Regions from separate parts of the Homo sapiens genome. Here region 1 is linked to region 2. Evidence: chromatin contacts called from ENCODE Hi-C or POLR2A ChIA-PET data. All regions are on one chromosome and are shown on one strand. The core of a region is the stretch at or near the end of the contact, and the rest is flanking DNA. Distances in the headings are between cores, read along the strand shown.

Region 1 (5,189 bases), core at 30-2,529, 170 kb after region 2:
TTCCAGGAACCCTCTCCCCTCTCTCAGTCCCCTCCAGCCACAGTGGCTCCCCTGCTGTTCTTGCAACATGGAAACACGTTCCTGCCTCAGGACCTTTGCACTGCTATTCCCTCTGCCTGCAATGCCCTTCCCTTTGACATTGCAAGGTTCACTGACCTCCCTCGAGTCTTTGCTCACCTGTCACCTTCTCAGGGAGGCCTTTCCTGGCACTCCAATTTAAAACTGCACGCATCTCCCCCATCCCTGAGCCCCTTCCCCACCTACTTTTTTTTCTCACTACATCTATCTTCTTTTTAAAAGTATTTAGTTATTTTCAGAGACAAGGTCTTGCTATGTTACCCAGGCTGGATTCAAACTCCGGGGCTCAAGCGATCTTCCCACCTCAGCCTCCTGAGTAGCTGAGAATACAGGTACACACCACCATGCCCAGCTAATTTATGTATTTTTTGTAGAGGCGGGGTTCTGCTATGTAGCCCAGGCTGGCCTCGAACTCCTGAACTCAAGCGATCTGCCTGCCTCAGCCTCCTGAGTAGCTTAGGACTAAGGAGCATGCCCCAGATTGCTCGTCATTAGCTGCCTGTCTCCCACTAAGACAGGAAGGAGCTCACCAGGGCAGAGATCGCTGTCTGTCTGCTCACCCATGGGCACCTAGGGCAGAGCCCAGCTCACAGTAGGATCTCAATAACTGTGTTTCAAATGCATGGATTAAAACATTCCTGTTACACAAGACCAGCATTCCAATGGTGGAATCTTTAAAAACTTTTCCCCTGTGGGAGTTTCAATTCTTTTTTTCCCCTGAGCCCACACAGAGAAGAAATGTGTGCTTCCCGGCTCCCAGGGCAGGCCCCACCCTCAAACCAATGGTTTGTCTATGGGCAGGAGGGGTGATTCTCACTTCAATGTCCTGTCCATTCACCACCCTACATCCTGGACATCTCCCCTGGATGCCGCTCGGGTGCCCCAACTCTACTCTGATCCCTCAAACTTTCCCCGTCACTGCACAGGGCCACCCCCATCCAGTCCCCGGCTCCCTCTGGCTGCTGGTGCAGCTCACAACCACTGGCCATCCAGCCCTGGGCTTTCCCTGGCCCTGCTCTTCCTCTTCAGACCCATGCCAGCCCTTGTCCACCTGGATCCTTGGCCCAGCTGCCTACCTGGTCTTCCTCCCTTCAGCAGCTGGCCTCTTGTTTCACCTATGCATGCCCTCTCATCATTCAGTGCAGAGCACTGCACACCCCATGACCCAGGGACCAAAGTCCCCCTCCAGCTTGGCCACTACACGGTCCCATCCCTGCTGGCCGGACCCAACTGCCTAGTGCTTCCTGTTACCTGTAGGCCTTTCTCCAGCAGACCCACTCCCCCAAGTGCCATTCCTTCCCTCGCCCCAGCTCTGCAAATCTGACGCCCCACCCCAAGCATCCCATAGGGCTGCTGACCTCTGGGCAAGCACCGTGGCTCTGCAGAATGATCCATAGCTCCCTGCTGGCCTGTGCGCTACCTCAGGGCCTATGAAACAGGTGGTCAAGTGGCGTTTGGTTTTTGTTGCCTTTTTTTTTTTTTTTTTTTTTTTTTGAGACAGAGTCTCGCTCTGTTGCCAGGCTGGAGTGCAGTGGTGCGATCTCAACTCACTGCAACTTCTGCCTCCCGGATTCAGGAGATTCTCCTGCCTCAGCCTCCCGAGTAGCTGGGACTACAGGCACGCGCCACCATGCCCAGCTAATTTTTGTATTTTTAGTAGAGAGGGGGTTTCACCATGTTGGCCAGGATGGTCTCCATCTCTTGACCTCGTGATCTGCCCACCTCGGCCTCTCAAAGTGCTGGGATTACAGGCGTGAGCCACCGTGCCCAGCCTTTTTGTTTGTTTTTTGAGAGAGGGAGTCTTGCACTGTCGCCCAGGCCAGAGTAGAGTGGTGCGATCTCAGCTCACTGCAACCTCTGCCCGCTGGGTATAAGCGATTCTCCTGCCTCAGCCTTGCAAGTAGCTGGGACTGCAAGTGTGTGCTACCACACCTGGCTCGTTTTTGTTTTTGTTTTTGTTTTTGTTTTTTGAGACGGAGTTTCGTTCTTGTTGCCCAGGCTGGAGTGCAATGGCACGATCTCAGCTCACCGAATTTTTGTATTTTTTAGTAGAGATGGGGTTTCACTATATGATGGCCAGGCTGGTCTCAAACTCCTGACCTCAGGTGATCTGCCTGCCTTGGGCTCCCAGAGTGCTCGGATTACAGGCGTGACCCACTGCACCCAGCCAAGAAATGTTTTTGAAGGAATAAATGATGTAAAGAAATTGGTGATAAAGCAAACAAATGAGTGAGAAAATGAGTCAAACAATTATAGAAACAGATTGGTAATAAAGTTCTATTTTTTGACGGGTCTCCTCCATGGCTGTTGTTCTCCTGGATGGACCCCTGGCCGGGGGACAGGCTTGAGTGATGATGATGATGATGATGAAGAATCAGTCAGGATGTGCTAGCCATGTTGCTGTAACAAAACTCTCAAATCTCAAGGGCTCACAACAACAAAAGTTGGTTTATCCTTCACACTACCATCCACTGGGGTAGCAGGGAGGCTCCCTCTCACTGAGCAGTTGCCACCTTGACTTTGGTCTACCAGAGGAAAGTGAGTTCTGTGGATCCTCATGGCCATGAAAGGCTCTGGCCTAGAAGGGACATGTCACTTCTGCTCACACCTCACGGGCCATAACTGGTCACATGACCCTCCCCCGGCCCCCCCACCCAAAAACCACCAGGAAGCACAATTTCCCCACGGGCTTGGGAGGGTGGGGAACTGGAAACTTTGGCCAACATCTCTAAGGACATCTCAAACACCACCACCAATAACAACACAAGCAGCAGAGGCCACGTATTAGCTCCTCCCATGCCCTGGACACCAGGCGAAGGACCTGAAGTGGGAGTTTCACTTACTACTCATGGTAACGTCCTGATGTCAGGACTATGCATATCCTGCGTTCCAGATGAGAGTTAAAGGCTACACAGAAAAGGGACTCACCAAGGTCACAGAGCTCATGAGGATGGAGTTGAGATCGGAACTCCTGTCTGTGTGTGCCAGGCCTTTACACACCCCACTGCCCGGCACGGGTGCCTGGGGAGGCTGGCTGGTGGTTAAGGACTGCCCTGGGGAGACAAAGAGCCCCCCACATGGAGGGCCATTCTGACCACCCCACCACAAAGAGCCCCCTCACACTGCCATGTTGTCCACTTTCAGGCGTCCAATGCTAGAACCCCTGGAGATGATGTGGCCAGTCCCAGATTCTGCTGAGAAAGAGACAGGCCCAGAGGGAGCAGTGCTGGAGCCAAGGTCACACCTTGTGCAGGGCTGAAACGAGACTTCAAGTCTTTGTCCACCATGGTCTGAGTGTCCCCAGCTGCCTCAACAGCACTGGGTGTCCAGGGACAGCCTCTGCCTCAGGAAGGCCCCTCAGAAGCAAGGGTGAGCACACGCACTCCACTTTCCTGGCAAGCCAGGCAAGGGCACAATGGTCCACCATGGCAGAGTCCCCAGGCCCTGGCCCATCAAGCCTGCCGCCCTGACTGCTTGGGCCACCCCCCGAGGAGCCGGGCTGCCCTGGTGCACAGTGGCTCACTGCTCCCACGGTCAGTCCCCAATAGGGAGACCCGAGAAGCCTGGAGTGAGGGAAGACCATGCTCTAAGGCTCCCCAGCCAGGACCTCTGAAGACAAGGACTTGGGCCCTCTGGGAAGCCAGACGAAGGTTCTGGGCAGAGTGGAATGGAACAAAAGAAAAGGGGTTGGTGGAGTTTGAAAACAGTCCCAGCTAGGCATGAAGGCTCATGCCTGTAATCTTAGCACTTTGGGAGGCCAAGGCGGAAGGATCGTTTGAGCTCAGGAGATCGAGGCTACAGTGATTTATGATCATACCACTGCACTCCAGCCTCGGCAAACAGAGCAAGCCCCTGTTGCAACTAAAACAGAAACAAAAAGAAAACAGACCCAGCTCTGCTCTGTGACCTTAACCTCTATGAGCCTCAGTTTTCACTATGCTTGTTTTGCCCACCAATGGCCCCCTCCCCCTGAGCCCCAGAGCCGGAGCCAACACCTTTCCAGAGCCACAGGTGGGTCCCCACCCCAAAAAGGTTATGGGAGAACTCCTGCTCCCGACGCTACAAGAATGCACTGCCCTCAGAGAGTCCCTTCCAAAGGTTTTTGGCCTAGGGGCTTGATCAGAAAGCAGTCCCCACCCTGCATGGAAACCCTCACACGCTCTATTCCCCAGGTTTTGCTGATGATTCTGACTTGCAGTGCAGCCTTCCTACGTCAGCCTGGCCTCCCAGCGGGGCAGTAGGGGGCGCGGCTGTCCTCCTGACCCTGACCTGGACAGGAAGTTGGATCCTCCCTAGCCTCCTGTGAGCCCACTCCCTGCCTGGAAGCCTTGAGTCTCCAAGTCCCCTTACAGCCGCTGTCCAACTCCTGGGGGTGGAGGTGCAGGTTGGGAGGAAGAGTGATGGAGCCTCTCCACTGCTTCTGAGCCCTGCTCACTGCTTACTGCCCCAATCATCCAGTCCACAAGCATTTATTGAGCACTTACTACACGTAAAGTACAGTGCTAACCACTGTCAGAGAGATGAAGTTGAAAGGCAGGGCCCCACCTCCTCACGTCTGGCAGCAGCAGCAGATGCATTACTGATGCCGCACAGCTCCGCAGTTACAAACACAGGCTTTGAAGTCACACAGCCCTGGGTTTGAGGCTTAATTTTGCCACCTCGGAGATGAGTGACTTTGAGCTCACTCCTCACCCCGACTGGCCTCAGTGTCTGCATCTGCAAAATGAGATATTAAGAGAAGCCACCTCATGGCTGGTGATAAACTACTGGATACCAAGAGTTTCACATAGCCTGGCAGGGAGGTGCTAAACCCCTGTGAGCCTCATTCCTTGCCTTGACCAGAGCAAGGGCAGAACCCCGAGGCATGCCAGTAGGGACCTCCCTCTAGGTTTCTACCACCTCATTAATCAGTGACGACTGTCTACCCGGCTGTGATGCCACCTGACGCTCCTGGCAGCCTGCCCATTCACCTCCATTTTGTCTGCAAGGACATCTGGGGACAAGAATGGGAGAAGGGGCATGGAGTTGGGCAGCAGGCCCCACTGCTATTAGCCCTGATGGGGTCACTGCTTATCCCCCCTTCCCATATACAGTAGGCTCACAATCATCAT
Region 2 (5,682 bases), core at 232-2,731:
TTTTCCCTAACACTGAGGATTCCCAGGCATATTGTGGTTTGCCATTGCAAACTGGCCTCCCCGCCTCTGGACAGCCCATGGATCTGGGGGCATGGCAGAATGGGGTCCAGGAGTGGGCGGCCTGCAGTCTACCCCTGAAACCAGGGTCAAGGCCCCCACCTCAGGCCTGTTTCCCAGGGCAGCCAGGTCCAGAGCCAGTGCCCAGATCTCCACCACACCCAGCCTCAGATGACCCTGGCATTTGCAGAAAATGTCAGTGGTACTGCCCTTAGAAGCAGTGACCTTCTGGAGGGTGGAAGAAGGATGCTGTGAACTGCAAGGCCCCACACACTTTTCAATGGGAGGCAAGATGCTTGAGGGAACAGGTCAGGAGCCAGACTGATTTAGCAACCTGGCATGAGTTTCTCATGATACACCTGCTGCTGCTGCTGATACTGCCATTTGTGTCTGGCCCTCCGTTGTCAGTCTTGGTCCCCAAGTGCTACACCTTCTACCCTGCTGCTGGCACATGCTTGCCGCCTGTGAAGGCCCTGTCCTGGTCCCAAGTTGCTGCTTATTGTGCCCCCTTCCTACTCCAAAGCCATCGGCTCTTATGGGGGTGAGGGTGGGTGGAGACCTGTTCCAGGCCTGACACAAAACACAGTCCTAGGGGCACAGAGGTGCATGAGCTGTGGTCCCTGGAGCTTGCAGCTTTTTGCAGGAAATAGACCGGGAAACAACTTGTCTCCATGTAACTACACCAGCCTGCTCTTGAAGCTGAGAAAAGTACCCTTGGCCCAGCCCCAGTGAGGAGTCCTGAGTGGCCTCTCCCTAGTTCCCAGACCTCACTCCTGACACACCTGCATCAGCCCAGGCTTGCCTCAGCTCAGCAGATCCAGCTGAATATGTGCCACACTCCAGGGGACCTGGCTTCCCTTGAATGCATTGTCATTGGCCTCCATTCCTAGCCTGCAGGAAGGTTCGGCCAGGCGTTACCCAGATGCACAGGATTCTGAGGTCAGTCCAGAAACTGAGAAGGCCTCTTGAGGCAGCTTTGTGCTGTGTCAGCGTCGGAATTCCTGCTGACAGGGGGGATTTGCTCTGGATAGAGCCGTGCTCCTGGCAGCAGGGGGTGTGTTGAACAAAGCCAAGATGCTTCCAGACAGCCAGAGCAGACCCAGACAGCAGGAATACTTCGTGTTTTGGGGGGAGAGGGGGTTTGGGATTTTTTTTTTTTTTTAAACAAGCCCATCAGCCAAGACAAACAGAACCTAATCTCCTGGCGTCAGCTCACAGCTTTCAAAAATAGGTTGCTTCCCATGACGTTTTCCTTCCCTCTGTTTTGTTCCAACTCCAAGCCTCCCAGCCCTCACTGCTATCTTATAAATCAAATAGAAAAGGAATGACTCTCGGTGCCAGTGGGAGGCTGTCCTTCCAGCAACAGCAGATTCAGGAGCTGGGCAGCACTGTGGACAGCCGTGAACAGACACAGCCGTCCTGGCTGGTTGGCTGCACGCCTCCGCCATTGCCGACATCTTCCCACCCCTTCTTCCCCTGGCAGTCAAAAGCCAGCAGGCAGGGTCTCCCAAGGGTCAGAGCCACACTGAACAGCCAACCTTCCATGTGGAGAAATACCACTGTCTGCTTAGAAAGTGCTGGAATCAGAATGTGTCCCCAGGACCCTCCATCAAGCTGGAGGGCAGCCAGAGTGCTCGGGGCAGAGAATACAGAGCTGAGAGTGCTGGCTAGGCCATGGAAACAACCCAGATGTTCCCACCAACAGAAGCTGCTCCCAGTTCAAGTATAAATTCCTGGGGTAGGAGGTGGGGGGAATAGGAAGAGAGATAATTGGTGGTGTCAGCCCTAGGATGATCATAACTGTGGGCAGGTTATGTCCCGGTTGCCTCCTGCACATCGCAAAGCACTTTTGGGTGTAGCTTCCCATAGTGAAGCAAGAGCAGCAGGGAAGCTTGGCAGTGTGAGCTGTTTGCCTGCAGACTCATGGGTATGTGGCTGTATTTGAGGAGAGGCTGAGGCCACTCTAGCACCCTGTGCTGTCAGCGTAGCTGGAGCGCCTGAGGAGAAGGAAGGAAGGGTGCCCAGAGTGAACACAGCAACTCCTCCTCTTGAGCTATGCGTCAAATCCTCCACTCTCTGAGTTGGGAGAGACCTTCCAGGAAGTTGGTTCAGTTCTACACCTGTGTTCAGATTTCTTCCACAGCATCTTATCTGTTGGGTCTTTCTGCGTGTCCCCAGTGACAGGCTGTTCACAGCAGCCCTCTTGCTTTCAAATGGACATCTTGGTTAGACTTCGGGCAGCAGCACAGCAGGCATACAAATTACACAGGCCTATGAATTAATGCCTCCCCATCCTTGCCCTCCCACTGATGAGCTGGGCGATGCCAGGTAAGTCACCAGCCGTCTCCAGGCCCCCTTCTCCTCTCTAGACTGGAGTGATCACTTGCACCTTGGCAGTGCCTGGCGCAGGGCTGGGCTTAGGCAAGGCCTCACAAATCCTAGCTTTCGTGACTATTGTTAGAAAGCCCTTTCACACATTGATCTAAGGTGTGGCTCCCTATAACTTTGATCCTGGTCTGTCTTCTTAGACACTAGAACAAGACTAATTCCTCTTTCACATGGGTAGATCCTTAAATATTTGAAGATTGCCATAAGCCCCACCCACTGCACAGTCTCCACATGGAACAAATGTGGCATTTGGCAGCATTTGGCAGCCCACCACAGGGAGGGATAGGCAGTTCTTCACAAGAAGCAGACATAAAATGGAGAGCTTCCATCAGCTGAAAACCCTGCTGCGTCACTTCTCATCTGGTGGTTAAGCCTATCTTTGTCATCCTGTTCAAGGAACCTTAGGTCTGGGCCCGAAATTCAAGACACTGCATCTGTCCCTGCTAAAGTGCATGCCCTTACCTGCAGAAAGCCTGAGTTTGGCTTTCTGGGATCTTTAAAGATTGCGATTATGTCATCCAGTGTCCTCTGTCTCTCCCAATTTAGCCTTTTGAGCTTTGTCTTCAATGAATAACTTTTAATTAATACAATGATGCCAAAAATATATGTTCTTCTGTGGCCGTTCATCAGCATAAGATAATAACAGAGGCCTCCTCGTTTCTCCAAGTAGCAGATGGTGTATCTCCTCTTGCTTCTTGCGTCTCATTTCAACAAAGACAGAACGGCCAAGGCCATTTTCTCTAGAGAAATCTAGTTTATTCTACATGTTTAGCTTCATTATTCCCCTTTCTCATCAACAAAGACTTTTTTCTCCCTCCCATCTTTGCAGCAACAGAAAACAGATCTTCAGGACCTTATTCCGTGTTCCTTCAAACTTGTGGAGGGCTCAGAGGAAATCCATAAAGATGATTAAAAGACTGTTGCGTGAGGTAGAGATGAGAATGTCCCTTGAAGAAAAGATAAAGGCATTGGGATTAATTAGATAGAAAAAAGAGGATATTTACCAAGGTGTTCTAATAGTTGGAGGGCTTTTGTACAAGTGACCAGCTGTTCTTCCCTCTGTTGAGGACCAGAAATGGGAGAAGGCCAAAGCTGAAGTCGTCAGCGTTTAGGAAATTCCTGTCCTGGCTGTTGCACAGTGGAAAGGGTGACCTGAGCAAGCAGTAGGCTCTTGGGTGTCTTAGGCCCAAAGAGAATCACACTTTGAGTGATTTGGAGGTGGAGGAAGCAGAGGAAAGTCTCCCAAGTGAGCCTGCTGAGGGTCTGGCTGTGATGACACCACAGAGGACATGCAGGTGGCCGGCTGGCACTGTGGTAGCAAAAGTCTTTAACATCTGGCCCTCCTTTCACCTTCTCACCTTCTGTCCTTTTTTTTTTTTTTTCTTTTTTTCTTTTTGAGAAGGAGTCTCGCTTTGTCACCCAGGCTGGAGTGCAATGCCATGATCTTGGCTTACTGAACCTCTGCCTCCTGGGTTCAAGTGATTCTCCTGCTTCAGCCTCCCGAGTAGCTGGGATTACAGGCACCTGCCATCATGCCTGGCTAATTTTTGTATTTTTAGTAGAGATGGGGTTTCACCATGTTGGCCAGTCTGGTCTTGAACTCGTGACCTCAAGTGATCCACCAACCTCGGCCTCTCAAAGTGCTGAGATTACAGGTGTGAGCCACCACGCATGGCCTTTTCTTCCTTTTTGAGACAGGTGTAAAAGACTGAAGCCAAGAGATGGTAAAGCTTTCTCTGTGCAGAGACCCCTGGAAATCCCTGATGTGGAAGCCCCAGGTCATAGTCTCTGGGCCTGTCTTTAGCATAGCTCTTTGGAAAGCCATCAGGATGCTTCTCCAGGATTGGAGCATAGAGGCCCTGCCTGTGGGGTTGGGAGCTGTCTAACCCACCACCCCAGTGGGAAGGCTGTGGGGAAGAGGCAGCAAACACAAGGCCAGAGCAGATGTTCCTGGTGCTGACTGTTGATGAGATCACTGCATTCTGTGCCCTTGGGGCTCATTCTTCCTCCAAGCTGAGGTCACAATGTTAGAGCCTCAGAAATCATCTAACACTTTCCAAACGTTTTTTTAAAGTAATGGAGGCCAGGCATAGTGACTCACACCTGTAATCCCAGCACTTTGGGAAGCTGAGGCAAGTGGATCACTTGAGGTCAGGAGTTTGAGACCAGCCTGGCCAACATGGTGAAACCCCATCTCTACTAAAAATACAAAAATTAGCCGGGTGTGGTGGCGGGTGCCTGTAATCCTAGCTACTTGGGAGGCTAAGGCAGGAGAATTGCTTGAACCTGGGAGGCGGAGGTTGCAGTGAGCTGAGATCGTACCACCGTACTCCAGCCTGGGTGACAGAGCAAGACTCCATCTCAACATATTAAATAAATAAATAAATAAATAAGTAATGGCTGGGCGTGGTGGCTCACGCCTGTAATCCCAGCACTTTGGGAGGCTAAGGCGGGCAGATCATGAGGTCAGGATATTGAAACCATCCTGACTAACATGGTAAAACCCCGTCTCTATTAAAATACAAAAAATTAGCCGGGCTTGGTGGCAGGCACCTGTAATCCCAGCTACTCGGAAGGCTGAGGCAGGAGAATGTCATGAACCCGGGAGGCGGAGCTTGCAGTGAGCCGAGATTGTGCCACTGCACTCCAGGCTGGGCGACAGAGCGAGACTCCCATCTAAAAAAAAAAAAAAATAAGTAAGTAAATAAGTAAATAAAGTATGGAACCTTTTCCTCCACAAATAAAATTTTACAGTGAATGGCAGTGTTTAAAATCGAGAAAAGCAGAGCAGCCTCAGCTGCCCTGGCCCCGTGCCATGGAGGCCGCTGCAGCATGACAGTGGCCTTCTGCAGAAAAACTTCCTCATGAATGCAGCCCCCTTATTTTACCCAGGGAGAAGCAGGCCTGGAGAGGACTGGAGACTTGGAGAGTGTATCCAGTCACAGGCTACTTGCTGCCTGCAGCTTCGTCCCCAGCACCCAGCTGGGGCTAGGGCTCTGTTGAGGAGACTGACATCAACCCCTGCTCCCTTCCATCAGGCCGCCGGTGCTGGGAGTATTTGTAGCCATGTTTCTGAGACACTTCCTGCAGTCTACTGAGGAATCTGGTTTGGTTCTCCTCTAAATCCAGTGAACCACCCTTGAGGCCTACTCTTTGTTTCGGGGCTTCTGCTGTGTGGAGTGCAGATGGGGGCTGGTCACCCCTTGCTGGAGGTTTTTGTAGAGGGGCTCTGATGAC

The links. Hi-C counts contacts between places; a loop is a spot of excess contacts on that map. ChIA-PET counts read pairs that join two places held with the same protein, here RNA polymerase II (POLR2A). Pooled maps may share reads with other maps.
Region 1: POLR2A ChIA-PET joins it to region 2 with 14 read pairs in endothelial cell of umbilical vein. The contact joins two enhancer-like sites. A Hi-C loop is called at or near these places in 6 of 50 pooled maps. POLR2A ChIA-PET finds 5 or more read pairs at or near these places in 5 of 52 experiments (AG04450, GM12878, HCT116 and 2 more).

What each region holds. Positions count from the first base shown.
Region 1 is chr17:17,702,406-17,707,594 of GRCh38, reverse strand. All of the region lies in intron 1 of RAI1 (retinoic acid induced 1), which reads right to left. LOC124903943 (a long non-coding RNA gene) reads left to right here. Exons shown (of 2, transcript XR_007065650.1): 2 at 1-5,189. Among named protein-coding and RNA genes, the nearest start is that of RAI1, 24 kb to the right of the region's middle. RefSeq lists a silencer at 1,126-1,420. Within about 2 kb of position 1,279, at least 2 of the 41 ENCODE cell types and tissues checked have a DNase peak (open chromatin) inside an H3K27ac peak, as active enhancers do.
Region 2 is chr17:17,873,415-17,879,096 of GRCh38, reverse strand. All of the region lies in intron 7 of TOM1L2 (target of myb1 like 2 membrane trafficking protein), which reads left to right. Among named protein-coding and RNA genes, the nearest start is that of SREBF1, 39 kb to the right of the region's middle. RefSeq lists enhancers at 1,077-1,798, 2,159-3,358. Within about 2 kb of position 1,481, at least 27 of the 41 ENCODE cell types and tissues checked have a DNase peak (open chromatin) inside an H3K27ac peak, as active enhancers do.